Regions from separate parts of the Mus musculus genome. Here regions 2, 3, 4, 5, 6 and 7 are each linked to region 1. The links are chromatin loops, found by intact Hi-C in ENCODE. Cell type or tissue: heart. All regions are shown on one strand.

Evidence for each region. Hi-C counts contacts between places; a loop is a spot of excess contacts. Peaks named below come from ENCODE experiments on the same cell type or tissue, not always from the same donor. Only the 100,000 strongest peaks of a DNase experiment are listed, where the experiment ranks them.
Region 2: it touches region 1 in a loop (2.5-fold over the local background); 16 of 42 quality-filtered maps call a loop at or near these places.
Region 3: it touches region 1 in a loop (4-fold over the local background); 3 of 42 quality-filtered maps call a loop at or near these places.
Region 4: a loop joins it to region 1, with 5 times the contacts of the local background. A loop is called at or near these places in 24 of 42 quality-filtered maps.
Region 5: it touches region 1 in a loop (4-fold over the local background); 20 of 42 quality-filtered maps call a loop at or near these places.
Region 6: it touches region 1 in a loop (5-fold over the local background); 6 of 42 quality-filtered maps call a loop at or near these places.
Region 7: a loop joins it to region 1, with 4 times the contacts of the local background. A loop is called at or near these places in 6 of 42 quality-filtered maps.

Annotation. Positions count from the first base shown.
Region 1 is chr7:41,498,289-41,502,288 of GRCm38, reverse strand. AW146154 (expressed sequence AW146154) reads left to right here and starts at 2,399. Exons shown (of 4, transcript NM_001033530.3): 1 at 2,399-2,995. The coding sequence starts at 2,993. In heart, CTCF peaks have their summits at 1,819 (motif pointing right) and 2,438; DNase peaks (open chromatin) are centred at 1,928, 2,058 and 2,818; H3K4me3 peaks cover 1,784 bases; H3K27ac peaks cover 1,541 bases.
Region 2 is chr7:41,597,701-41,601,700 of GRCm38, reverse strand. No RefSeq gene overlaps it. Among named protein-coding and RNA genes, the nearest start is that of Gm51480, 33 kb to the left of the region's middle. In heart, a CTCF peak has its summit at 2,373; a DNase peak (open chromatin) is centred at 2,460; H3K4me3 peaks cover 1,779 bases; H3K27ac peaks cover 1,099 bases.
Region 3 is chr7:39,652,791-39,656,790 of GRCm38, reverse strand. No RefSeq gene overlaps it. Among named protein-coding and RNA genes, the nearest start is that of Gm26327, 24 kb to the right of the region's middle. In heart, a CTCF peak has its summit at 1,546 (motif pointing left); a DNase peak (open chromatin) is centred at 1,400; H3K4me3 peaks cover 1,120 bases; H3K27ac peaks cover 960 bases.
Region 4 is chr7:41,391,891-41,395,890 of GRCm38, reverse strand. It overlaps AI987944 (expressed sequence AI987944), which reads left to right and starts at 2,512. Exons shown (of 5, transcript NM_001199330.1): 1 at 2,512-2,664. Gm17102 (predicted gene 17102) reads right to left here and starts at 2,193. Exons shown (of 2, transcript NR_166533.1): 1 at 1,871-2,193. In heart, a CTCF peak has its summit at 2,442; a DNase peak (open chromatin) is centred at 2,460; H3K4me3 peaks cover 1,773 bases; H3K27ac peaks cover 1,246 bases.
Region 5 is chr7:41,631,099-41,635,098 of GRCm38, reverse strand. It overlaps Zfp788 (zinc finger protein 788), which reads right to left and starts at 1,568. Exons shown (of 6, transcript NM_023363.3): 1 at 1,405-1,568; 2 at 389-419. Gm51480 (a long non-coding RNA gene) reads left to right here and starts at 2,086. Exons shown (of 3, transcript XR_003946761.1): 1 at 2,086-2,174. In heart, a CTCF peak has its summit at 2,120; DNase peaks (open chromatin) are centred at 1,578 and 2,128; H3K4me3 peaks cover 2,125 bases; H3K27ac peaks cover 1,930 bases.
Region 6 is chr7:42,503,403-42,507,402 of GRCm38, reverse strand. Zfp141 (zinc finger protein 141) reads left to right here and starts at 1,650. Exons shown (of 7, transcript NM_001309388.1): 1 at 1,650-1,793. Gm35353 (a long non-coding RNA gene) reads right to left here and starts at 1,576. Exons shown (of 3, transcript XR_391403.4): 1 at 610-1,576. In heart, a CTCF peak has its summit at 1,712; a DNase peak (open chromatin) is centred at 1,682; H3K4me3 peaks cover 1,243 bases; H3K27ac peaks cover 1,079 bases.
Region 7 is chr7:39,714,963-39,718,962 of GRCm38, reverse strand. No RefSeq gene overlaps it. Among named protein-coding and RNA genes, the nearest start is that of Gm26327, 87 kb to the right of the region's middle. In heart, a CTCF peak has its summit at 2,400 (motif pointing left); no DNase peak of the experiment used is centred here.

The sequences.
Region 1 (4,000 bases):
GAGGGGTGGGGGATGTGGGACTAACCCCTTCTCTGGGGATGGGGAGAGGGTTGAGTGGGGAGGAGAAGCTGTGTTCAGGGGACTGGGAGAAGAAGGAGGCTGATATTGGAATGTAGAGTGAATAAATACATGAATGAAGAGAAAAAATGATTGCTATCAGTCATGTGTTGTCTATGTTACAGAATGGAATCAAGCCCTTTGGTTTAAGATTATGTAAGCATAGGCTTTTAATCATTAACCCCAAGTTACGAGTTTAAGTTAATTCAGTTATAGATATTACACACTTTTTAAAACCATATCCAATAACTTATAAGCCAATAGTCCTTTAGTGTTTGACTCTGACTTTAAAATCATAGCTGGGCAGTGGTGGCGCACACCTTTGATGCCAGCACTTGGGAGGCAGAGGCAGGCAGATTTCTGAGTTCAAGGCCAGCCTGGTCTACAGAGTGAGTTCCAGGAGAGCCAGGATTATACAGAGAAACCCTGCCTTGAAAAACAAAAAACAAAACCAATAAAATGATGCCTAGGTGTGAAAAGGGGTAAGCCATAACTAATTTTCTGAGCCAGCAATAAAGTAGAACATTATAAATCAATGTTAGTATCATCAATATTTAAACAATATTTCAATTCCTATTATTATATTAACTCCAGTGTCTAGAAAACCCAGAGGTGAACTTTGAGCCCAGTAAACTAGCTACAGGAATGAGAAACAACAATTTTTATGCTTTGAAGACCAGTTGGAAACCAGCATGCAATAGCTATGTGCATTCTTACCCATAAAATAACAAATCTTTTTTTTTTTTTTTTAAATAAATCTTTTTTTTTTTTTAAAGATTTATTTATTTATTTATTAAATGTAAGTACATTGTAGCTGTCTTCAGACACTCCAGAAGAGGGGGTCAGATCTTGTTACGGATGGTTGTGAGCCACCATATGGTTGCTGGGATTTGAACTCTGGACCTTCGGAAGAGCAGTCGGGTGCTCTAACCCACTGAGCCATCTCACCAGCCCAAAATAACAAATCTTACAAGAATAGAAATCACAGATTCATCCATAATTTGGAGAGGAGCTGGGTCTGGCACTGTGCAGTTGGGGGCAGAGCTCTGGACATTACAAAGCTATCCAATGAGCCCCAAGTGCTATTTGTGAATTGTCTATCTCCAAATCTACCTTATACATACTTGGTGTTCTAAAATGTTAAGTTTTTCTCGACCCAGCTTTCCTGCCAGCTAGACACAGGTAGGAGAAGGCAGAAGAAGTATCTGAGCCTGGGGTAGAGTCTGTAGCTTCTGAATACAATCCAAGTCAGAGCATCTCATATTGAGAGACAACTTCACAGTCAGTTAGATGCAGGTGGGGTCGGAACTATGTATGCTGCACCCGGAGCTCCCTGAGCCACTGTGCCTTACAGCCTTAAGTCAAAACACACAAAGACAGATCAGATACCTAAGACAACGATATTTAGAATTGGCCTTTTCTGCTTCTAAGTCCGTAAATTCTTATATTGTGCCTTCCTCTAATTTAGTCGCCCCCCTCCCCCACCCTATGGTAACACACGAGGAAGCACTAGACAAGTGGACAAAACACAAAACAGGAGTCAACAATATAGATTGAATTGGTGTTACACAGAGGTTTCATCAATCTAGGAGAACTTAACCGATGGGAGACTGTTTCAGCGGACTCCTTGTATAATCCCTGGAATTCCTGGTATCCTCTGGAAGTCTCTGATTAGTTGGACAGCCTAGGCATTGGGACCTAGCTGAAGTTCTCAAGTGCGGGGTTACTTAAGTTTCTACCTCCCAGCGTCAGTAGAGGGCGTTTCCAGAGCTCCCATGGCAAATAACTGATCAGAAAATAACTGATGGCCCTGGATGAACTCCCAATTACGTAGAAATTACTAAAACAAACAAGCAAACAAACAAACGATAGGTATCTCTCAATTGCCCGAACGGGTGTACAAACTCCATCCCCTTAACCAGAATCCAGGAACCAACAGGAAGCTTACTGTTTTTCTCCGAGTCTGCCATTCACCCCGGGAGTCTGCAGAGGGAACGCATTTCCCGGAGACCTTGGCTGGGTCAGCCCACCCCTCGATTATCCGGAATGAAGAGCGAATTTGGGACCATTATTTCCTTATGCGCTTCCATACCTTAAACCTGAGTTTTATTGGAAAACCAAATCAACCATTTCCGTCCAAATTTGAAGCAACCGTTTATTAAATATTAAGTACTGACCAAGCGGTGGATCTGGATCAGAAATATCCACAGAATTTCCCAGCTGGGATAGCCCCCGGTCACATGTTGTAGGGCTTTATACAGATAATCAATTTGGCCACCGTACTTTCCCACGAGGACTTGTTACTTACAAAGAACTACAATTCCCAGCATTCCTAGAAGTAACCTGGTTCCTGGGCAGGTGAGGCTTACAGGTCAAATTTGGGAATTACAATTTTCAAGCTTGATTTCCATTACATATCCACCTTCATTTCCGGAGGAAGAAGGGGAAGTGCCTAATGAATAAAGGTAGTTCAAGCAAGCTCCAGATTCCACCACGACTTAGAAAGCGCAGGGTCGTTGTTTACAAAGGGGAGGAGCAGGCAGCTGGGCGGCAGGAGCTGAGGTGATGGGTCCTTCCCGGTGCGGGATGGAAAGACAGACGGGTAGAATACAGACACAAGTGCTACTGAAATGCAAATCTCTATGTATCTGGAAAAGGTCTGGTACTGTACTGGAAGACCCGGCCAGCAACCATCATGCGGAGTCTCATCTGCACACCCTAACCCTCAGGGAGGTACTCGCGTTACTCAAGACTTAAGGGCCAATCAGAGCCTTGAGGTGGACCTGCCAGTCAGAAAAGGAGGCGGGATCTTCCGGGTGCCTTGCGGCAGCTTCAGCTCTGTAGCGGAGCGGGCTGGAAAAGTTCTGATTGTTTTTCTCTAAGCGCTGCTGCTGGGTGCTGTGAGGGAAGCTCTAGCAAATTGCTAATTCGCGACATGGTGAGTGCAGAGCCACTGCCCACAGGGGGGAGGAGCAGGCAGTTGTGTTGCAGGAGCTGGTATGGTGGCTTGTCCCTGGGTCTGGGTGGTAAGTGTGGCCAGATCTGACCACCTGTTACTTCCCTTTTTGTCCTAGTCATTCCCTGAACCCAGCAGTGGATGTGAATAACTTCGCTATGAGGGCTGCATCTGCTCAAAGCATCTGGCACAGAGACTTGTGTGTGGAAACATCCTTAGCAGGATGTCAAACTCAGGCCTAGTTTCTCTTTACTTCTAAAAGTTAACTCCCCTATCATTTAACATTTAGCTGTAAGACCTATTTGGAGTTAATTCTGTAGAGGTTGTAAAAGGCATTTCATGTTGGGTAGCACTCCAATATCAAACTGTGATGAAGAGTAGAATTGATGATGTTAAAGGATTTACCAATGCTTAGGAGATAGTAAGGGACAGCAAGTAGAGTTTAGCTGAGGGAGGAATGCCTCTGAGACACCCTACAGATAAGTAGTGTGCTAACCAGACCCGTTAGAGATCAGGATGCTAGGATAGATATATTTGTTCACTAGGATTGTCCAGAAAAGTGCTCCAGTGCTTAACAAAGGAGGCTACTCTGATTGGCAACCAGCCACTAGGGCCATCCTCATAGCAAAGAACTGGCTGCTCAAGGGAGCGTTCTAGAGTCCCAATCAACATTAAAGGCTGTTTATCACAAAGTGCTGCTAGTTTTCTTCTTGAGAAAAAGCATAGTTCTGCCATATTCGCAGGAGAACACCGGCTGGCAACTCTTTGAAAAGGGAAAACACTGTTGGGTCCAGGACTGGCTTGATCAAGCAAGGCTTTCTGTGAGGCCCTTATGTATAGAAAATGGCATAGCTCTTTCTCAAACCCAGGAACATGCTTGATAGAGCCAGGTACGCCCTCATGTATTGGGAGTAAAATAGAACTCCTTTTCTTTTTCTTTTTCTTTTTCTTTTTCTTTTTCTTTTTCTTTTTCTTTTTCTTTTTCTT
Region 2 (4,000 bases), 99 kb before region 1:
TGGCAGTTTTCCTAACCTGCCTTGCTCCCAACTAATTGAGACACAGATCTACTGATTTAGTCATTAAGCTTTAATCAGAATAGCTGAGCAAAACTTTTAAGCCTTGATGCTACCTAGCTACTCTACTTCCCAGCCACACACTCCGAGTTACTTACATTTAGTCTCTCCTGGGCTCCTTGGTGTAGCTAGCGGTGCACATGGAGAACCCCCTTGTTCGTGAAGCCTCCTCATGCCTGACCTCATAGCAACAATCTCCTTCTTCCTCTACCTCATGGCCTTCTTCTCTTGTACCCTTGCCTCATGACATTGCCTATGGCTGGGGTATAAGCAGATCTCTGGGCACAGAAATCAGCATCTGAATACACAGTGCATAAGACTAACCCTCAACAACGTTTAAAATCAAGGACAATACATGTCAAAGACACATGTCTCTGAGTGGCCATGTTCTCCAGGAGGCTGGCAAGCAATATAGAATCTGACAAACTTGTGCCCTACCAGGCTTGAACTAAATGCTGTCTATCTCGTCATATGCTTGGCAAAATTGTTGTAGTAAGAGAACAAAAAAAAAAAAAGTCATAAACGATGGCTCAGAGATTATGAGCACTTGGTGACCTTGCAGAGGTCCCAGGTTCAGTACCCACATGGGGCTCACAACCTCCTCCACATTCCAGGGTCTCAGATCTCTTCTGGCTTCTCTGGGCATTAGGCACACACTTGGTGTACCTATATACAACCAGTCAAATACTCATTCATATATGTAAAATAAAAACAAACCTTGAAAATGAAACACACACACAAATCTGCTTTTTCTAAAAAGCATTATGCATGTCTTCTACACTTTGGCTCTTACTTCTACACTGCTGACTCCTAGCCTACTTCATGCCCAGCCCAGCCTCCATAATGCAGTCATCCTGCAGCCTCCGAGTGTAGAGTGCTAAGATTACAGGACAGTCGTGTGCCACCACAACCTGCAGCACTACTTTAATACATAAAGCTTGATTTCTAAACTTAACCTTAAATCTGTGCACTAGAGACAGACATGGGATCACTAGGTCACTTTAACTATTCTTCTGCTTAATGTAACCAATGTGTGGAGTCTCACCCTCTGGTTCTCTTTTCTTTTTTTACCAAATGATGTGTGTGTGAGGGGGGTTAGGTGGAGAAAGTAGCTCACTGGGGAAAAAGAATTTTGTCAAAGGCCTATTCTTTCTATTCAAAAATTTTTTTTAAAAAGAAAAAGGAAAAGGAAAAGGAAAAGGAAAAGGAAAAGGAAAAGGAAAAGGAAAAGGAAAAAATTATAGGGATTGTTGGCTGTCTGTGTGTGCACCAGGAGGCCAGAGGGGGAGCAGTGGATTCCTAGGAACTGCATTTCCTGGCAGCTCAAAGCCACAGTGTGAATGTGGATAGTGGGAACCCAACAGTGCTCATCCACATCTCAGTCCCTCCGCTTTCTGCTTTTCACCTCACTGGTCTCTACAGGAGGCTACTGGTTGAGGCTGGCCCTTGACTGTTTGGATGCAGAAAACTAGGCTTCTGACCTAAAACCTCTTTAGAGCACACCTTTCTGCTCCTAGCACAGGCCAGCCTCCAACTTAGCCACACATATGGACCCCAATAGTTATGTAAACTGACAATAGAAATTGAATTCGGTTTAGTTCTTTTGTTTGTTTGTTTTTTGTTTTTAAATTCCTTTTCTGTTTTCAGCTCCAGCTCCATATAGAAAATATAACACGGGGAGGAAATGATCAGAACACCTGGTGTCTGGGGTGAAACTAAGGCTTAAATCCCTGCTTGGATGACTGGGACCACACTAAACAGCTTACCCCTATTCCCTGGCTTTCATACAGTTCCCTCTACTCAATAAAAGCAATTGCTACTACTGCGTAGGGCGACATAAATACGTTTGGTCCCAGTTTGGGCCAAAATGTACATAAATTCATTTTCCCGTTTTCTCTTACTCCTTGGAGTTTTTCTCCTCTCACAGACCACTTACCAGCTACTCAAACACTAAGGGACCAGAAAGCAGCGCGGTCGCCCTCAACAAGCACAGCACATTGATCTTAGGCTCGGATCCTGCAGCGCCCATGCACTGACTCCTGCCCAAACTGTGTCCCTGAACACACAACGTTCTCGAACGATGTGGCAAAATCCCACAGCAGAGCATATCGGTAAGTGACAAAACAGAAGCGAAAACCCCGCAAGAGAAGAACGAAAACAGGGCTGATGCCCACCTGCAGCCATCAGGCAGCACAAACCGCGGCGCGACAGCCCGGTGTCCTGCCAGCCTGACGGTCACTCACCTCACGCTGCAACTCACAGAGCCCGGCACAAAGCACGTGGGGCACCAAGTCCACCCGCAGACATGCACAACCCCAACGGTCCAGCCTCCAAGCACAAGCGGTCCTAGCAGGAAACTACATCTGGATCCAAGAAGTTGCGCGCCCCTAGGTCACTTCCGGTTGTTTTGTAATGGTTATCACGGCTTACACGCCTCCCACTTGGGGGACGGCGCGCGTGCGCGCTACCACTGGCAGAGGTAAATCTTGCCAATACTTACTATGGCTCATCTAGTGGTTCTTGCTCCTTCAGAAAGTACCAGGGCCGCACTCACGCTCCAGTGATAAGGAAGCCATCATCAAAGTGCCTCAGTTCCTTACAACCGGGCAAGACTGGTGGAAGGTGATGTACTGAAAGCCCAAGGCTGTCTCACGTGGCCACGGGAGTTGTTGCCTACCAGTATTTGTAACTACTTCTAGGAGTCTGAAATTGTATCCTCATAAAAATACCTTTTCTAGTGATTTTTAAATTTTTATTAGACTTATTTCATATATTTTGCCTGCATGTATAATCATGCCCCCCGTGCATGCCTAGTGGTTGTGGAGGTCAGAAGAAAGGGTAGGACCCCCTGGGATTGGAGCTACAGATGATTTTGAGTCCTTGTCTGGGTGCTGTAAATGGAAGCAACTGCTCTTGGCCAATGTCTCTCCTTTTCTTTGCCTTTTCCCTTTATTTTCACCCGACCTTAAAAGGGTTCTCAATTATTTATTTTTGAGATTGTCTCACTTTGTTGGCGTGACAGGCTTGGAACTAGCCATGGAGATCATTCTGGCTTTGCACTCTCAGACATCTCATGGCCTCTGTCTTCTGAGTGCTAAGATTAAAGTTGTTTACCACCACACCTGACCTTTTCTCATTTTTCAAAGATTGAAAACTAGGAAGGATTATCAGGAAACATGAAAGGAAAGCCATATGGAAGATTAAAAGAGAAAATATGAGATGAACCATCATGTGCTTCTGGCTGGAGGAATCTCATGATCCCCAGAGAACAGAGCTCTCTTCTTGCTGAGAAGTAAACTTTCCTTTTTAAGTTGCATAATAAAAACAATTGCAGAACTAGGTGTACATTAGAAATAATGGTAAATGGGGAGAGACAATAAAATAGGGAATGCATCCAGCACTGTAAATAAATCAGTAAACCTAATGTAGAATATGAGACTAAAGCCAAGGATAATGTGAGGTGTCTACACATAGGGTAAGTATTTGCACTCTAGCCCTGGATGGTCTAGAACTATTTAGGCCAAGCTGGCCTTGAATTTAACTCTGATCTTCTTGTCTATACTATTCAAATGCTAGGATTACACAGCAATGTGTCATCGTGGCCAGTTCACAGATGGTCTAGATCTTCCCACTGAGAACAGAATGCAGGGTGGAGGAACCACTCTGGAAATCAGTTTGGTGGTTCCTCCGAAAATTGGACATAGTACTACCGGAAGATCTAGCAATGCCTCTCTTGGGCATATACCCAGAAGATGTTCCAACTTGTAATGAGGACACATGCTCCACTATGTTCATAGCAGCCTTATTTATAATAGCCAGAGGCTGGAAAGAATCTAGATGTCCATCAACAGAGGAATGGATACAGAAAATGTGGTACATTTACACAATGGAGTACTACTCAGCTATTAAAAAGAATGAATTCATGAAATTCTTAGGCAAATGG
Region 3 (4,000 bases), 1.8 Mb after region 1:
CCATGATCCTGTTCATTCAGCCCCTTCTACAGGGTCTGTGGAACAATGGAATGGTCTATTTGCCTTGTTTGGCTCCTGTAGGTTCTCACACTATCTACAGACAGCAATGTGACAGAATGCAATTAGGACACAGAAAGACACGGGTAACTTTAATCTTTTTGATGTGACAGCAGAACCTCCCTGGAGCCAACAGCTCATTTTTATTCTTCATCCACTCAGCTCCCAGGTCTGATTGCTGATACCAGTGGTTCGGCAATTGCACATGCCCTCCCACAGCTGGCTGCCTCCTGCTTGTTTATGAATACCTACGTCCACCTGGTTTACCTCCTCCCTCACTTCGTAGAGAAGACTTTTCATCTGTCTTGGCCATAGATGGTATTGCGTGTAAAGCCTGAGACACGGCTGCATCTGAAGAAGGGCAAAAGAAAGTAGTTTTCCCTAAGCCCATATAGTTTGCTGACATTGGAGATGTATGTGGCAGGAGAGGATCCGTGAGCTCAGATTAGGGCTCCAGGTTCTCAAAGCAGCCAGAGCCCAAGGACCATGTGCTGAATGTACACAGACATTGATACTGTGTGGTCTTGTGAAATATGACTTCAGGGCTTTACAACACTATCCTCAGCTCCCTTCCTCCTTTCCCTGACACCAGTGCTGTGACACCAATGTGGTTTCCACTGGCAAACCTAAGAAATACAGCATGACATAAAAATCAGAAGGTGAGTATGGGAATAGGAGCTAGACAGATCGGGGAAGGGACCAGTGAGAGATAAATGCAGATGCCATGCTTCTCGATGCTTCTTCCTCCTCCTGATCTCAGACAAAGGCTGGCAGGCCTTTTCTCTCACCAGCAGGGATGGACCTAGACATCATTACCCAAAGCAGTGGGTGTGTCAGCTTCCTTTTCTTTGTCTAAACTGATAAATCCTAAATTATGGAGAAGAGATTCATTTCAGCCCAGCAAAAACATTAAAAAACCCCAGCCAGCCCTCCACGGGAAAAAACGGTCTTGGCCCGTCTCTCCCCCGCAGGCAATCTTTCCCTCTGTCTTTCTGACTGTCTCTTAATAGCGTTCGCGCGCCCGACGAGGAAGAACACAACAGACCAGAATCTTCTGCGGCAAAACTTTATTGCTTACATCTTTTGGAGCCAGGAGGGCAAGCGCCCAGCGCCCAGCCCCAAAAACGAAAGCCCCTTCTATTCTTACATCTTTAGGAGCCAGAGCTCCGCTCCGGCGCGCCAAAGCGCAGAGCGCGCTCTATTGTTTACATCTTTAGGCAGCGAGAGAGCGCAGGGCGCGCAGAGCCAGAGAGATGCCAGCGAGAGAGAGTGGCGGAAACCCCCGTCCCCTTTAAGGAGGAGTTATCCTTCACTTAGGACGCATCACTCCCTGATTGGCTGCAGCCCATGGCCGAGCTGACGTTCACGGGAAAAGCAGAGTACAAGTAGTCGTAAAATACCCTTGGCACATGCGCAGATTATTTGTTTACCACTTAGAACACAGGATGTCAGCGCCATCTTGTGACGGCGAATGTGGGGGCGGCTCCCAACAACTGTCTGCACTTCTTCACCTTTGATGAAACTTATCTGTTACTTCCTGTCCAAGATATATTTCCTGCCTTTTTATTCTTTTAATTGACAGAGAAAATAAATCCACTCAAGAGCCCTAGATGATAACACAGGGGTACAGAAGAATAGGAGTAGAAAGCTGTTAGGCACTGGGAATAGGGAAGCTAAAGAGGCCATCTCCTGTAGCCAGGCAGGAACCCCAATGGTGCAATAGGGACACCAACCCACTCACAAAACTTTTGATCCAAAATTTATCCAGTTTATAAGAGTTTCAGGGATAGGGAATGGAGCAGAGACTGAGGGAATGGCCAACCAATAACCAGCCTGACTTGAAATCCATCCTATAGGCAAACACCAATATCTGACACTATTAATGATTAATGACACTATTAAGAGTATTAATGATACTCTTTTATGCCTCCAGATTGTAGCCTAACATGGCTGTCCTCTGAGAGGCTCAACCTAGTAGCTGACTCAGAAAGATACAGAGACCCACAGCTAAGCACTGGATGGAGCCTGGGGAGTCTTATGGAAGGACAGGAGGACAGGTTGCCAGCCCCTAAGGTAACAGAGATGAAAGACCAATAGAATCAACCTACCTGGACACTTGGGGTTCTCAGAGACTGAACCACCAACCAAAGAATACACACAGGCTGAACCTAAGCCTCCTCACATACATGTAGTAGATGTGAGCTTGGTCTTCATGTGGGTCCCGGACAACTTCAGCAAGGGCTATTCCAAAAGCTGTTGCCTGTCTGTGGGATATGTTCTTCTAGCTGGACTGATTTTTCTGGTCTTAGTGGGAGAAGATGCGCCTAGCCTCACAGAGATTTATTGTGCCAGGGTGGGAGGATACCCAGGGGGCTCCCCACCTGCTCAGAGAAGTGGGGGGAGGAGAAAGGACTGTGGGAGGTGGCAGTGAGCAGGATATAAAATGAATAAGTAAAATAATAATAATAATAATAATAATAATAATAATAATAATAAAATAAGGCTGCTAGGTTTGGATTCTGGGCTACTCGTCCTACACTCAGCAGCAGCAGCCTCCCCAGTCTCCATCCTCACTGATGTAAGAGAAATGCTAGACACGCTGCTTGCTGCCATGACTGTACAATTCTCACGTTCCCAAAGGAAGCTTACCAAGCACCCCATCTATCAACGGCTGCGAGCAGCACACCTCATACCCCCTCTCTGACACATGGAACTCTCCTGAGAGCTTGCTTCGTGCTGTCTATGCTATTATTCACTCTCCTAATAAATCTCTTACACAATAGGACAATCTACCACTGTTCCTATTGAACCTGTAATCTGAGACCTTATAACAAAGTAGCTGGAATGTACAGGAGAGGAACCCAGAAGAATCAACCCAAAGAAAGTACACACTAGAAAGCCAAAATGAAGCCTGTTACATTGCATGCTGACTTAAAACAATAAGATATGTATTTCTACCAGAAAGAAAAGGGTCTGGGGAACCTAAAGGAATTTCGGTCTGAACTCTTAGCTCTTTCTTCAAATGTAAAACAAATCTTTATGCGCCTCTGTTTATTGATCTTTAAAATAAAAAGTCACTAAGTCATATTCTCTGGGATGCTTAATATGCACTGTCAGTTTGACTGGGTTTGAAACCTGTGGGTATGCCTGTGAGGGTGTGTCCAGAGAGGATTAAGTGGCAGGAAAAACTCACTGTGAACGTAGGTGACACCATCCCATACACTGGGGCCCTAGATGGAATAAAGAGGAAAGGAAAATGCCAGCTAAGTGCCAGCTTCCTACGTCTCTCCACTTTCTGTCTACTACCACACAAGTGCTCTGCCGTGCCCTTGTTGCCTTGGTGGACTGAATTCTCTTTGAGGCATTCTGTTTCTGCTTTCCAGAATGTCATTAATGTTCCACCACCATTGCTACTCACCGTAAGGTTTTCATGACATCGTGGAGCAGGCAGCCATCAGCACGGGTGTCCTAGGCATAGGATATATAACAGCATTTCTGGACAGTAGGATTCCCTCAGTGGCAGCCACTAAAATATCCCCAAGACTTGGCTTCCTCGGTGAGACTGCAACCAGTTAAACAGCTTATGAGTTATGTGAGATCAAGAAGTGCCAGCTCTTTGCCTTCTTGCCCTCGCCTTGCTAGCACATCCATCCCTTCACTGGCATTAGAGCCCACTTCTTCAAGATTCCACCATAGAAAGACCAGCCTTATTGGGACTGAGCCACTACTAGACTCTTTGATTTCCCATTCAGTAGCCATTGTTGCATTATTTGGACTGCAGCCTATGATGCATTCCAATAAATTCCATATATACATACATATATATCTGGGGAATCAGTAAGAATAATCTGAAGTAATGACATGGGTCCTCCAAAGGCCCACTCAGAAGATTTTTTTATTTTATTTTAATTGAAAATCTATTTTTTCATATACTTTTAATATA
Region 4 (4,000 bases), 110 kb after region 1:
TGTTAACCTTTTTAAGCAAAGTTAATTATGAGTAATTGAATTTGTTGCACCCAAGCACCTGAGTAAATAAAAGTCAGTAAAGTGTATCTAGAAGCCAGGGCAGTATTACCATATTTGGTGACATTTACAAAGAATCCAGTAACTTATACCATGTGCGTGGTGTTACAGCACTTGTCCATAAGCCTCCAAGACATAGGGAGAGTGGTAGGCTGTAGAAAGGAGTGTTTTGTAATTTCCTCATAAGTAAGGACCCAAGGGTTTTGAGAAGTGAGATGTTAATGGCAACAGCTACCAACAAGGCAGGCTGAGAGAGGGAAATGCAAAAGGAACATTGGGAGGAGTTTGGGTGGGTGGTTAGGGAAGGAAGTTGACTATATACTGGAAGTATTTGAATTCCTATTATATGAAGTCCTGTGTCCAGAAAACCCAGAGTAAACTAGAGCCCAGTAAACTAGCTACAAGAATGAGAAACAACATTTTTCATGCTTTGAAGACCAATGAGAAACCAGCATGCAATGGCCACGTGCATCCTTACACAAAAACAACAAAATTTACAAGCAGAGAAATCAAAGATTCATCCATATTTTGGAGAGGAGCTGGGTCTGGCTCAATGCAGTTGGGGGTAGGGCAGCCCAGCAGCACTTGGCTTCTATGTGAGGCTCTGGACATTACAAAGATATCCATTGGGCCCCAAGTGTTACTTGTGAATTCTTTAACCGCAAGTCCCCCTTACCCATGCTTGGTGTTCTAAGATGTTACATTTTTATCGACCCAGCTTTCCTGCCAGCTAGACAGAGGTAGGAGCAGGCAAAAGAAGGGCCTGCGACTGTAGGTAGACTGAAAGGTAGAGTCTTTGGCTCCTGGATACCATCCCAAGTCAGAGCATCACAAATTCAGAGGCTCAGCTTCACTAGACAGATCATACAAAGACAGATCTGATATATAAGACAACAATATTTAAAATTGGTCTTTGCTACTTCTAGGTCCATCAGTCCTTATATTGTGTGTTTGTTTAATTTAGACGCCCCCTAAATAGTAACCCACGAGGACAGACCGGATGTGGACAAGTCACAAAACAGACAACAGTAAAGACTGAATTGGTGTCGCACAGAGGTTTCACCAGACTGATTATGACAATTTTACCAATAGGATTGTGTTTCAACTGATTTCTTGTATAATCCCTGGACTGCCTGGTATCCTCTGGAAATTGCTTTGTTGAACAGCCTAGGCGTTGGAACCCAGGTGAAGTTGCCACATACTGGGCCACTGCAGTTTCTGTCACCCAGCGTCAGTAGATGGCATTTCCAAGGCTCCAAGGCAAATAACGGATCAGAAAATAACTGATGGCCTTGGATGAACTTCCAACTACGCAGAAATTACTCAATAAATAAATACATAAAAATAAAGAATAAAAAAGTAAAATAAAAAAATAGGCGTCTCCCAATTGCCCGAATGGGGTGTACAAACCCCATCAATTTCACCCTGTTTATCAGACAGGGTATCTCTTAACCATAATCCAGGAACCAACAGGAAGCTTACTGTTTAGAGTCTGCCATTCACCTTGGGATTCTGCAGAGGGAATGCATTTCCTGGAGACCCTAGACACAGCTGGGTCAGCCCACCCCTCCATTATCCGGGATGAAAAGAGAATTTGGGGCTTTTTCTCTTCCTCCTCCTCCTCCTCCTCCTCCTCCTCCTCCTCCTCCTCCTCCTCCTCCTCCTCCTCCTCCTCCTCCTCCTCCTCCTCCTCCTCCTCCCCTCCTCCTCATCCTCCTCCTCCTCCTCCCCCCCCCCTCCTCCTCCTCCCCCCCCCCCACCACCATTTCGGTCCAAATTAAAAGCAACAGTTTATTAAATATTAGGTACTGACCAAGAGATGGACCTGGGTCAGAAATATCCGCAGAATTTCCCAGCCGGAATAGCCCCCGGTCACATATTGTAGGGGTTTATACAGATAATCAATTTGGCCACCGCACTTTCTCACGAGGGTTACTTAGAAAAAAAAACTACAATTCCCAGAATCGCTAGAAGTTACCTGGCTCCTGGGCCGGTAACGCTTACAGGCTAATTTTGGCAATTACATACGCAAGCTTGATTTCCATTACATATCCACCTTCATTTCCGGAGGAAGAAAGGGAAGTGCCTAATGAATAAAGCAAAGGTAGTTCAAGCAAGCTCCAGATTTCCCGATTTAGAGAGCTAGGGAGGGCAGGGTCAATTCCTACAAAGGGGAGGAGCAGCCCGAGCTGACGCGGTGGGTTCTCCCCAGAGCTGGATGGGAAGACAGACGGGTATGCTTTTGGAAAACAGGCACAAGCGCTACTGAAATTCAAATCTCTGTGTATCTGCAGAAAGAATGATACTGTAGTGGAAGACCAGGCCAGCAACCAAGCGGAGTCCCATCTGCACATTCTAACCCTAAGGGAGGTTTAATGGCCAATCAGAACCTTGAGGTGGAGCTGTTCATGTTACGCAAGACTTAGTGACCAATCGGAGCCTTGGGGTGGATTTGTCAGTCAGGAGAGAAGGCGGGACCTTCCGGGTTCCTTGCGGCAGTTTCAGCTCTATAACGGACCCTGCTGGAAAAGTTCTGATTGTTTTTCTCTAAGCGCTGCTGCTGGGTGCTGTGAGGGAAGCTCTAGCAAGTTGCTAATTCGCGACATGGTGAGTGCAGAGCCACTGCCCACAGAGGGAAGGAGCAGGCAGTTGTGTAGCAGAAGTTGGTATGGTGGCTTGTCCCTGGGTCTGGGTGGTAAGTGTGGCCAGATCTGACCACCTGTTACTTCCCTTTTTGTCCTAGTCATTCCCTGAACCCAGCGGTGGGCTGTGAATAACTTCACTATGAGGGCGGCATCTGCTCAAAGCATCTGGCTCAGAGACTTGTGTGTGGAAACATCCTTAGCAGGATGTCAAACTCAGAGAGGCCTAGTTTCTCTACTTCTAAAAGTTAACTCCCCCATCATTTAACATTTAGCTGTAAGACCTATTTGGAGTTAATTCTGTAGAAGTTATAAAAGGCATCTCATGTTGGGTAGCACTCCCATATCAAACTGTGGTGTAGAAGAGTAGAATTGATGATGTTAAAGGATTTACCAATGCTTAGGAGATAGTTAAGCGACAGCAAGTAGAGTTTAGCTGAGGGAGGAATGCCTCTGAGACACCCTACAGATAAGTAGTGTGCTAACCAGACCCGTTAGAGATCAGGATGCTAGGATAGATATATTTGTTCACTAGGATTGTCCAGAAAAGTGCTCCAGTGCTTAACAAAGGAGGCTACTCTGATTGACAACCAGCCACTAGGGCCATCCTCATAGCAAAGAACTGGCTGCTCAAGGGAGCGTTATAGAGTCCCAATCAACATTAAAGGCTGTTTATCACAAAGTGCTGCTAGTTTTCTTCTTGAGAAAAAGCATAGTTCTGCCATATTCGCAGGAGAACACCGGCTGGCAACTCTTTGAAAAGGGAAAACACTGTTGGGTCCAGGACTGGCTTGATCAAGCAAGGCTTTCTGTGAGGCCCTTATGTATAGAAAATGGCATAGCTCTTTCTCAAACCCAGGAACATGCTTGACAGAGCCAGGTAGGCCCTCATGTATTGAGAGTAAAATAGAACTTTTCTTTTTCTTTTTCCTTTTTTTCTTCCTTTGTCTTTATTATTAGTAGTAATTATTTTACTTATTTACATTCAAATGTTGTCCCTTCCTGGTCTCCCCTCCACAACCTCCATCCCATCCCCTCCCCTTTGCCTCTATGAGGGTTCCTACCCACTCACCCACTCCTGCCTCACCCTTCTAGCATCCCCCCCTACCCCCAGGGGGGCAACAAGCTTCCACAAGACCAAGCTCCTCCCCTCCCATTGATGTTAGTTAAGGCAGTCCTCTGCTACTGCTACATATGTAGCAGGAGCCATGAACCCACTCATATATACTCTTTGGTTGGTGGTTTAGTTCCTGGGGGCACTGATGGGTCTTGTACTGGCTAGTTTTGTGTCAACTTGACAC
Region 5 (4,000 bases), 130 kb before region 1:
TTAATGAAAAAATAATTTTATGGTCGTGAGTCACAAGAACATGAGGAACTGTATTAAAGGCTGGCATTAGAGAAGTTAAGAGGAACTGCCACAGAGGGTTTTGGGGACTCAAGCTAGGATCTCAGACTTTCCTGTAGTTCCATTCAGCCCCACCTAGAGAAAACTGTGTAGGACAGAAAAGCTCAGTACTAGGGCTTACGGATTCAGACAGACGAGGATATGAAGGACACCTCTCTCCAGAGACCTTTACACTTGTCTCTCAGTGTCCCCTGAAGTACACGGAGGGCTGGAGAGATGACTCAGCAGTTGAGTGTGCTATTTTGGAAAACCTGAGTTTGGTTCCCAGCACTCACTTCAGTGGCTGATGACAGCATTTAACATTCATTACCTTCAAGGCCTCCGACATCCTCTTCAGGCCTCTGTGGGGAATCACACACATGTAGCATTTATACTGAGAGACACATACATATACAAAACATAAATAATCCTTAAACTAATAATTAGGGTTCTGAAGAGACGGCTTAGTGGTTTAAACCACTCGTTGCTCTTAAAGAGAACCCAAGTTTAATTTCTAGCACACACGTGGCATCTGAAAAGCATCTAAAACTGTTCTTGGAGATCCAAATCCAGTTCTGGCCTGCACATGCATTTGGTATATACACACATGCAAGCACATACTCATACACATAAAATAAAAATAAACCTTCAAAAAAGTTAAAATAGGAGAGGGCCTGGAAAGGCCCAGTAAAGGTAACTATCTCCAAGCCTGCTGCCCTGAATTCAAACCCTGGGGCCAGCACAGTGGGAAACCTATTCTCAGGAACTATCCTCTGACTTCCACAGGCACACTGGCACACTTGCCAGCCCGCAATAAATAAATATGGATTTAAAACATGGGGAGTGCTCTCCCAAAAGATTGTAAAAGGAAAAAAAAATGAATACGTTTTTTCTTTTTTTTTTCCTTTTTTTTTATTAGATATTTTCTCCATTTACATTTTAAATGCTATCCCGAAAGCCCCCCTATACCCTCCCACCCACCCACCCCGGGGGGGGGGAACCTAAATCTAAATACAGCCTGCACCATGCATTCAGAACATCAAGAACATAACACAGAAAACCTAGAGGGTCTTAAGGTTAGCAGTGTGGTGAAACGCCAACAACACTACCAGTGCTCACATACAGGGAACTGACGTCACCAACATCGAGGCACTCCTCTTGCTGGACAGAGCTCATCAAGTCGTCCCCCCCCCCCCCCAAGGCCCGCAAGGGCGTGGGGGTGGGGAGTAACTCTAAACCCACGGGGAGGGGGAATCCTGATGCCAGTACCAAAAGGCCCGCCCCAACCCCGGTGAGGATGCACCACATCGGATCCACCCCATCTGGGGACAAGGGTCCCTTGCTCACCATAGCGCGGCTTGCAGGCTCACCCGCTCTCTTCACATAATTTGCCTCATAATTTGTCACAGCGGTGCACTTCGTACAGAGCAACGTCTCCAACGCGACTACCTCAGTCTTAGAGCTTGGAAGGTGGCATGGCGGCCAAGAAATCCCGCCTCCCGCTGGCACTCGATTGGACTGCCTACTTGGAAGCTCTGATTGGCTAGCAATGTTTGAGTGATAGCATCCTTAAGCTGCACATGACTGAAGGGACCAGTACTGCTAGTCACTCCCAGCCCTGCCTTCGGCCCTATGTGCGGACCTGAATGAGCTCCAGTGAGATCTACATTTACACAGAACCTGTTTCTTCCTCCCAGAACTGGCTCGGCTGTCTTCTTGCACTTAGTTGGCACTCCTTGCTTCAGAGCACAGGGTCGCTCATGTGCACTGCCCACTACACAATTCTGCTTAAATGCAAATCTCCCTGGATCTGGAACAGGTCTGCACCCTTTAGCGAACACACAACTGGGAAGGAGTGTGGCTCTCCCTACGCCTTTAGCTCTCCTTTCCATCAAAGGGAACGTCTGTCACTCACGCCTCTTTAGCCAATCAAAGCATCGGGACATGCAGTTCCCTCAGAAAGCACGGATAGGAGGCGGGTCTTCCCTGCAGGCGGTGCTCAGTGTTCTGCTTTGCCTCTGAGGGAGAGGTACGCAATGGACAGGAGTGCAGTGCACTGTGGGCCCGCTGTGCGGAGCCATGAGGACAGCGCAGAACCCCGCCGTGGTGAAGCTTATGTAAGCGAGTAGCAGCTTACTGATCCCTGATGGAGTAGGGCAAACGACCGAGTTGGCTGTGGTCATCTTTCCCGGGATAGGGGCGGGTGACAGTGGGACAGCCAGCGTCCAGTAGTTTTCAGAAACCTGAGATTGACCCCTCCTAGTGGCCCCTGGGCAGATCTGTCTGGACGGGCCAGAAGCTTCCATTGAGGACTCTGATGCTGTGCGGGCCCTGCAGCAGTGATGATTTTAGCGGTTCTTATTGCGTATTAAAAAAAAAAAAAAAAAAAAAAAAAAAGACCGAGTCTCATTAAGTAACTTTCACTAGCTAGAACTTGGCATGTAGACCAAGCTGGCCTAGAACTCAATAGATCTGTCTGTCTACGCGTTCTGATTGTTGAATGAAGGCATGGGCAACTACTCTGACTGGAATAGGTGGAGTTTTAGAGTTGGACCATAAGGCAGCTAGTTTCTTTGTGTTTAAGTTTCTGATTATACTGTTTTGTTACTCTGTTCTTTCCCAAGTGTTAGTACACCTTTTTTATTATTGTAATGCTGGGACAAATTCAAAGATTTTTGTCTATGTTTGTGGGTGCAAACATTCATCAGTAATGGTCACTTCCTTGATGATCCGCCCACCAGTTACCTAGCAACAGCCAGGTAAGAGCCTGGCTTGATAAAAAAGCTCGCGCTCTCTCTCTCTCTCTCTCTCTCTCTCTCTCTCTCTCTCTCTCTCTCTCTCTCTCTCTCTCTCCCTCCCTCCCTCCCTCCCTCCCTCCCTCCCTCCCTCTAATGTCCCCAGCCAGCCTCTTCCCCTCTTTCTCTTTTCTTCTGTTCTTCTCTGTCCCCGTCTTCTCTGCCTCTACCGACTTCCCCAGGTTCCAAATAAACTCCCTTTCATACTAAGTTCATCCTATAGCTGATTTCTCAGAGGGAACTCTTTGGCATGGGCCTAGGCAGGCAGGCGCTCCCTTTGGTACCACTGGCTCCATTTTATAAAACACATTAAAATTAATATATGACATCTAGATTATAATTTATTCTTCTCAGATCTCTGACTACATTGACAGCTAAGCTAACTGCAGCTTAACAGCTAGATAGGGCGACCAGCCCCTTACCCCAAGGTAATCCACTACTGTATTAGCTCTTTAGTCAATTCATTAGATAGTTAAGACTACCAGATCGCTTAACAAAAAGGCAGACTGGTTGCCTTGCTCACAGGCTTCATGATAGAAGATATACAAGTTCCAGATGTAATCTTTCCAAGATGTAACCTTCTGCTACTCCCTTATCTAAAAAACTCGGTTTTCAGTGACTGTTCCCCAGTGATCAACCACCTATGTCTCATGGTCAATAGCTGTATAGAAAGATGTAGCTTTATGAAAGGTCTGAGGGTATAAGCTTAACTTATGAGGATCCAAGAAAACATTTGAGGGTAGACAGTGCCTTGAGGTCAATAATTCAAAGATATAAAAGTTGGAGGACATAAAAAAACAAAAACAAAACCTTAGAGCCTGGCAGTGGTGGTGCACGCCTTTAGTCCCAGTACTTGGGAAGCAGAGGCAGGCGGATTTCTGAGTTCGAGGCCAGCCTGGTCTACAAAGTGAGTTCCAGGACAGCCAGGGCTGCACAGAAACCCTGTCTCGAAAACAAGCAAACAAACAAACAAACAAAAACTTAGATGGTGATAGGAAAATTATTTCAGGTACAAAACGCTTCAGATTTCTTCCCCTCACTATATTAAGACTTCAAAAGTTCAGAAGACAGAAAAACCCTGTCTCAAAAATCCAAAATAATAATAATAATAATAATAATAATAAAACTAAGAGAAGGATAGCCAAGAG
Region 6 (4,000 bases), 1.0 Mb before region 1:
CAGAGTTATACAGAGAAATTCTGCCTGGAAAAACCAAAAAAAGGAAAAAAAAAAAGAAAAGAAAGAAAAGGACAACAAGTTCTGCTTAAATGTGAATGAGGGAGGCCTTACTCACTGTTGGAGGAGAACTTCGATTGTGGTAATCTTAATAAAATCATTTGGGGTTTTTGTTGTTGTTCTTTGGTTGTTTAGATGTATTTTGGAGAACAGGGATTCAGTATGCACCCTTAGTGTTGGTTTCTAAAATTACTAAAACTAGATCTATCCTGTGGCCTAGCTAATCATATGTATATGTACACACACACACACACACACACACACACACACACACTGGGAATCCATATCATAGCAAAGAGATATTAACATATCCTTGTTTACCACTATTCTTTCTACTATTTTCACAAAAGCAAATAAAAGGTATCAGTCTATATGTTCATCAATACAGACAGATGTATAATTAAACTCTATTATAAATTTAATGGAATTTTATTAGGTAATCAAAAATGAAACCTATAGAAAGATGGAATAAATTGGAAAAGATGAATGAGGCAATTGAGGATTATTAGGAAGACAATCACAACATGTTCTCTCTCATGTATAGACACTAACTTCTGATTTTATGCATGTGCAGCTTCAGCTTCTGCCTCTCGTTAGTAAGTCATCACCATCTATGAGGCAAGTGCTCCATTTTCCTGGTGAATGAGCTGTGGTTCAGTTTACTTCTCAGCAAGAAGAGAGTTCTATTCTCTGGGGATCATGAGATACCTCCAGCCAGAAGCACATGATGGTTCATCTCATATTTTCACTTTTAATCTTCCATATGGCTTCCCTTTCCTGTTTCCTGATAATCCTTCCTAGTTTTCAATCTTTGAAAAATGAGAAAAGGTCAGGTGTGGTGGTAAACAACTTTAATCCTAGGACTCAGAAGAAGACAGAGGCCATGAGATGTCTGAGAGTGCAAAGCCAGAATGATCTCCATGGCCAGTTCCAAGCCTGTCAAGCCAACAAAGTGAGACAATCTCAAAAAAAAATAAATGAGAACCCTTTTAAGGTCGGGTGAAAATAAAGAGAAAAGGCAAAGAAAAGGAGAGACATTGGCCAAGAGCAGTTGTTATTCTTGCAGATGTTCTGGCTTCCATTCACAGCACCCAGATGAGGACTCAAAATCACCTGTAGCTCCAATCCCAGGGGTTCCTATCATTTCTTCTGACCTCCACAGCCAGTAGGTATGCACGGGGGGCATGATTATACATGCAGGCAAAATATATGAAATAAGTCTAATAAAAATTTAAAAATCACTAGAAAAGATACTTTTATGAGGATACAATGTTAGACTCCTAGAAGTAGATACAAATACTGGTAGGCAACAACTCCCGTGGCCACGTGAGACAGCCTTGGGCTTTCAATACATCACCTTCCACCAGTCTTGCCTGGTTATAAGGAACTGAGGCACTTTGATGGTAGCTTCCTTATCACTGGAGCGTGAGTGCAGCCATGGTACTTTCTGAAAGAGCAAGAACCACTAGATGAGCCATAGTAAGTATTGGCAAGATTTATCTCTGCCAGTGGTAGCGCGCATGCGCGCCGTCCCCGAAGTGGGAGGCGTGTAAGCCGTGATAACCATTACAAAACAACCGGAAGTGACCTAGGGGCGCACAACTTCTTGGATCCAGATGTAGTTTCCTGCTCGGACCGCTTGTGCTTGGAGTCTGGACAGTTGGGGTTGTGCATGTCTGCGGGTGGACTTGGTGCCCCACGTGCTTTGTGCCGGGCTCTGTGAGTTGCAGCGTGAGGTGAGTGACCGTCAGGCTGGCAGGACACCGAGCTGTCCCGCCGCGGTTTGTGTTGCCTGATGGCTGCAGGTGGGCATCAGCCCTGTTTTCATTCTTCTCTTGCGGGGTTTTCGCTTTTGTTTTGTCACTTACCGATATGCTCTGCTGTGGGATTTTGCCACATCGTTCGAGAACGTTGTGTGTTCAGGGACACAGTTTGGGCAGGAGTGAGTGCATGGGCGCTGCAGGATCCGAGCCTGCGATCAATGTGCGGTGCTTGTGAGGGCGACCGCGCTGCTTTCTGGTCCCTTTGTGTTTGCGTAGCTGGTAACTGGAGAAAAACTCCAAGGAGTAAGAGAAAAAGGGAAAATGAATTTATGTATGTTTTCGCCCAAACTGGGGACGCAGTATCTATGTCAGTCTAAGCAGTATTAGCAATAGATTGCTTTTATTGAATAGAAGGAACTGTATGAAAACCAGGGAATAGGGGTAAATTGTTTAGTGTGGTCCCAGGCATCCTACCTAGGATTTAAGCCTTAGTTTCACCCCAGACACCAGGTGTTCTGATCATTTCCTCCCGGTGTTAAATTTCCTATATGGAGCTGGAGCTGAAAACAGAAAAGGGATTAAAAAACAAAAACAAAAACCTAAACCGAATTCAATTTTCAATTTCTGTTGTCAGTTTACATAACTATAGGGGTTCATATGTGTGGCTGGGAGCAGAAAGGTGTGCTCTGGGGGCTGGTGAGATGGCTCAGTGGGTAAGAGTACCCGACTGCTCTTCCGAAGGTCCGGAGTTCAAATCCCAGCAACCACATGGTGGCTCACAACCATCTGTAACAAGTGACTCCCTCTTCTGGAGTGTCTGAAGACAGCTACAGTGTACTTACATATAATAAATAAATCTTTAAAAAAAAAAAAAAAAGAAAGGTGTGCTCTAAAGAGGTTTTAGGTCAGAAGCCTAGGTTTCTGCTTCCAAACAGGCAAGGGCCAGCCTCAACCAGTAGCCTCCTGTAGAGACCAGTGAGGTGAAAAGCAGAAAGCGGAGGGACTGAGATGTGGATGAGCACTGTTGGGTTCCCACTATCCACATTCACACTGTGGCTTTGAGCTGCCAGGAACTGCAGTTCCTAGGAACCCACTGCTCCCCTCTGGCCTCCTGGTGCACACACTGACAGGCAACACATCCCTATAAGTTTTTCCTCTTTCTTTCTTTCTTTCTCTCTCTCTCTCTCTCTCTCTCTCTCTCTCTTTCTTTCTTTCTTTCTTTCTTTCTATAGAAAGAATAGCCCTTAAAAACAAACAAACAAAAAAACAAAAACTGTTTCCCCAGTGAGCTACTTTCTCCACCTAACCCCCCCTCCCACACACACCATTTGGTAAAAAAAGAAAAGAAAACCAGAGGGTGAGACTCCACACATTGGTTACATTAAGTAGAAGAATAGTTAAAGTGACCTAGTGACCCTATGTCTGTCTCTAGGGCACAGATTTAAGGTTAAGTTTAGAAATCAAGCATTATGTATTAAAGTAGTGCTGCAGGTTGTGGTGGCACACGACTGTCCTGTAATCTTAGCACTCTACACTCGGAGGCTGCAGGATGACTGCATTATGGAGGCTGGGCTGGGCATGAAGTAGGCTAGGAGTCAGCAGAGTAGTAGTAAGAGCCAAAGTGTAGAAGACACGCATAATGCTTTTTAGTAAAAGCAGATTTGGGTGTGTGTTTCATTTTCAAGGTTTGTTTTTATTTTACACATATGAACATTTGACTGGTTGTATATAGGTGCACCAAGTGTGTGCCTAATGCCCAGAGAAGCCAGAAGAGGAGATCTGAGACCCTGGAATTAGAGTTGTGAGCCCCATGTGGGTACTGAACCTGGGACCTCTGTAAGATCACCAAATGCTCTTTGTCAGGTGTATTATAAGGAGATAGGCAGCATTTAGTTCAAGCCTCGCAGAGCCCAAGTTTGTCAAATTTCATATTGCTTGCCAGCCTCATGTCTGTGAATGAAAATAGATTAGCTCAGGAGAACAAGGCCACTCAGAGACATGTGTCTTTGACATGTATTGCCCTTGATTTTAAATTAAAATTTGTTGAGGGTTGGCCTCATGCACTGTGTATTCAAATGCTGACTTCTGTGCCCTGAGATCTGCTTAAAGCCCAGACATGGGCATTGTCATGAATTTTGAAGAATCGCCTATATCAATGTGATGTAAAGAATGTTCCCCAA
Region 7 (4,000 bases), 1.8 Mb after region 1:
ATATCGTAGGTTCCAGGACAGGTAGAGCTATAGAATGACTCTCTCTCTCTCTCTCTCTCTCTCTCTCTCTCTCTCTCTCTCTCTCTCTCTCTCTCTCTCTCTCTCCACCCACCCCCCCGAGAAGTTTAAGAAAATGAGTGCTCATGGTTAAGTGGATGGAGTCCTTGCTGAACAGGACAGATGCCATCTAACCTTTTAAGGTTCCTCCCAGCACCAGCACATGGTCATGGCCTCTCCAGGAACACTCTCCACCCATGCGTGAGAGAGTAGAGTGCCAGAAAAAACAAAAACAAAAACAGAAGTTGGGGACTGGTCCTAGACATGTTACCTTGAATACAGCTCCCCACCACATCCTGGTTTCCCAGTCATACGACCATCATAAGACGTGGCACAACCAAGACTCCCCTGGTTCTGGTGCCTTTATGTCTACCCCACTTAGCCTAAACCTAAAAGGATAGAGCAAAGGCTTTGCTTATCATTACAGTCACAAAAATCCATACCAAGACACACTTAAGGACTACAGTATCTGGTCACAGAGCACAGAGCAGCTAAGTCCTTACTGCATAGCTTGGCTCTGCCAGCACAGTACATAACCAGGAAGCCTCAAGGCTTTCAACTGTGACCCCATGGGGAAGGGAACCAGAGCTCTCTGGACAGGGGGCTGGTGGAGACCTGTGCTCACTGTGAACTCAGCACAGGACTGTCACACACTGGACTCAGCTGGGAAGATGTTGAGGCCCCAGGAGTCCATACCACACCTATTGGGATAAGGCTCAAGGTCTTGGACTCTTAAAGCCTCCACCCACCCCAGAGATTCTGAAGTGGATAGAAGGGTAAGGAACGCTACCCCAGGGCAACCTCAGGTGCAGATTTTGATGTTCTGAAATTTGGGAATTCTCTTTCCTTGTAACTTAGCATGAACATTTAAAAAGACTGACAGAAAGATGAGCGGTAACATACCGAGGCACATTCAAAAATTAAAAGTACACAAGATAAAGACAACTTGAGGCCCAGAACCTGAACCTAAAAGCCAAGACACAGGTGAAAGATACTAGGCTATGTTGCTCCTTGGGAAAGGAAAATGTACGCTAGGATTTAAAGACATTGCTACACAAGGCAGTTTTAAGGTTGGATGTAATATTTAACTCTAAGAATTCTCATTTTGTCCCTTGTTCAGCAAGGCTGAGGGACCTGTGAGTATCAAAAAATAAAAAATAAATAAAAAACAAAAAACAAAAACGGATTAAGCCTCCTACCCAGTTGGATTTGCAGACAGTGGGCTTCAACGAGGTTCAAATGTGCTCCCAGACAACCCATTAAAGAACGTTCTGATTAAAGAGAGCATGGAATTTAAATGGTGAGATGGGCTGACTCTATGAAGACTCTCCTTGGGTCTGACTTTTCAGCCAGACCCAAGAAATCCACCCCCAACCTCTCTGTCTTCTATTTCAGGGTGAGAAGAGCTGGGCCTCTGGCTGTGAGGTCTAATTACCTATCCTGCTGGGGCTTCCTGCTGCCTGCTGGGCGCCCAAATACCCCTTGGTTGTAGCTTACTGCTTCGAAACACTGAAAGTAAAAGTCTGGAAGATCCTCTCCTCTGCCTGTTCACTCCCAAGTATTTATCAAACCCATTTCCTAGGAGGAAGCAAGTGGGAGATGATACCCCCTCTCCCAGACTCTGCAAAGCCCATAAAGTCCCCTTTCCTGTGAACAGAGTTCTTCTTAGTCTAGAGTCTCATGTTCGAGGTAAAGCTCTCCTGAAGTAAATTCTTACCTCTCACTCTGAAAACGTGGAAACCAGGGCAAATTCAGATAAGATGCTGGCTGTCGACTGCTGTCTGAACTCACAACTCATATCCTCATTCTGCACTCAGAAACCGAGAAGATTTTGATGGCAAGTGACACTATGCCTTGCACTAGCTCTGTGGCAGCCAGAGTGCCCACTGACACAGTTCCACAGTTCCACAGTCGACGCCTCACTGAAGCTCATCAGAGCTCTACTCCAAGGTGCTTCTGGGCAGCCCAGTCACTCAGAAGATGCCATAGGGCAGGCAAGGTCAGGCTCAGCAGACTTGATAGGCTTCTCTGCGGCAATTCTTTTCCTATTTTATATGTTGAACTGTGTACCCTCTGTTCAGATACCTATTCATATCGAGTGGATTTTGCATCCTTCAAAATATTCTTGGAAATGTCAGCACGCTTCTTCTACAATACCTTGTGCTAAGACAAAAGCTTGTGGCACCACTAACTGGTAAGCCAGCTTAGTGTAAATAAGAGGGGAGAAACACATCCCTTCCCCAGCGACACATTTTCACTCCAACTGTTGAAAAGAAAAAAAAAAAAAATCTAATGCAGACTTTACTGGGACAAAGGATTCCACGAAGTTACATGGAACTTTATTGCCATCTACTGGAATGCTTTTGAATGGTACCACACTGCTATGCAGACAGAGCTTCTGTGGGTTCCCAGGGCTCCTTGTGGACTTGATAGGGTTAAGAAATGTGGGCGGGGCAGCGGGGGTGGGGTGGGTGGTGGGTGGGGAGGATGGTAGTGAGCATGCCTTTAGGTGTGACTGAGAGGACATTTCAAGAGCCCATTAGATGATCAGGACTTTGGTATATTCACAACTTAATGATTTGTTTGTTAGTTTGTTGAATGGCAGTTAGAGGTGAGACCTAATTGGAGGAGGCAGTTCACCCAGGTTGGGTTCTTTGGGCTATGTAACAAATATCAAGAATGAGTCTTACCATAACAATACGTTTAGGACAAGTAGTTCTAATAGTCTTATCTGTTTATCCAGTAAAACCTTTCATTTACTCAAAGCCCCACTTCCGTATTCTAGGACTGCGTTGCTTCCTTTTCCCTTCCTCTTCATTTCCTATGCAACAATTCTTTCCAACGTAGCCGAATGAATAAGATTGTGAGGCTGGACCCTAGCCGATGAAGGAAAAACTTAATTCAAATCAAAAGACAGTCACCACCTTCCTTAGAATAAAACCCAAGTTCCGGTCTTGGGGAGTTCCCTCTTGTGCTAGAGTGAAGTTTGCCTTTTCCAGACACTTCATTTGGAGTGGTGGTCTCTTTTATTAAGACCCTGGACTTACTTCTATCAGCTATATGTCTCTGTGGACTCTTGTGGTAGCCCCCCTCCCTGCTTTCTCTCTGCCGCAAAGAGTTCCTTTGCCATAAACTCCTACTTCCATGAGGTTTTGCCCAACCACCTAAGTCCTGAACCCTCTGAAACAGTGAACCAAAGCAAATCCATCCACTCTAAAGTATTTTCTCTGGACTGAGTTATTACTTTTGTGTGCACTTGTGTATGCCTGCAAGAGTTTATGTGTGTCCTGTGCCTGAGGGAAGCTGTGGAGGCTGGAAGAGTTTCTCAGGCACCTTAGAACTGGAGTTGCAGGTGGTTGAGAGACAGCTTGTGAGTGTGTGGAACTGAACCTGTGTTCCCTGCAAGAGCGGTGATCATCTGCTTAGTCCCAGGTTGTCATTTCCTTCTCCACACCTACTGTCACATCCGATTGCTCTAGTCGTTTATTTGTGTCCCTCTCAGAGGTGCATAAGGACCTGTGCATCTTGGTCACTGTTCCTAACACAGGGCAGACCAGTGCTATGCCAGCTGCCTAACATTTGGCTTTGCCAAATGAGTGAGATGCCTCTCTGATTTTAAGTCACAGACTACATTTGCTATGAAAACTTATGCCCAATCATTCACCATAAATGGGTCCCTAGAAACTATAAATAGTGTGTCTTACCACTACCCAACCTCCAGCATTTATATTAGTGTCACTTTGTCACACTAACATTAAATATCTGAGAGAAATTACATAAAGGAAAGATTCATTTGGGCCAAGGGGGTGGTGGCTAGTTGGTGCCATGCATTAGAAAGAAGTTTGTGACAAATAGTAGGAATATATAGCAAAGGAGTGCCATTCACTAAGTGGCTAGCCAGGAGTCTGACAGGGAAATAAGAATGCTTCAAAGATATGGGAAC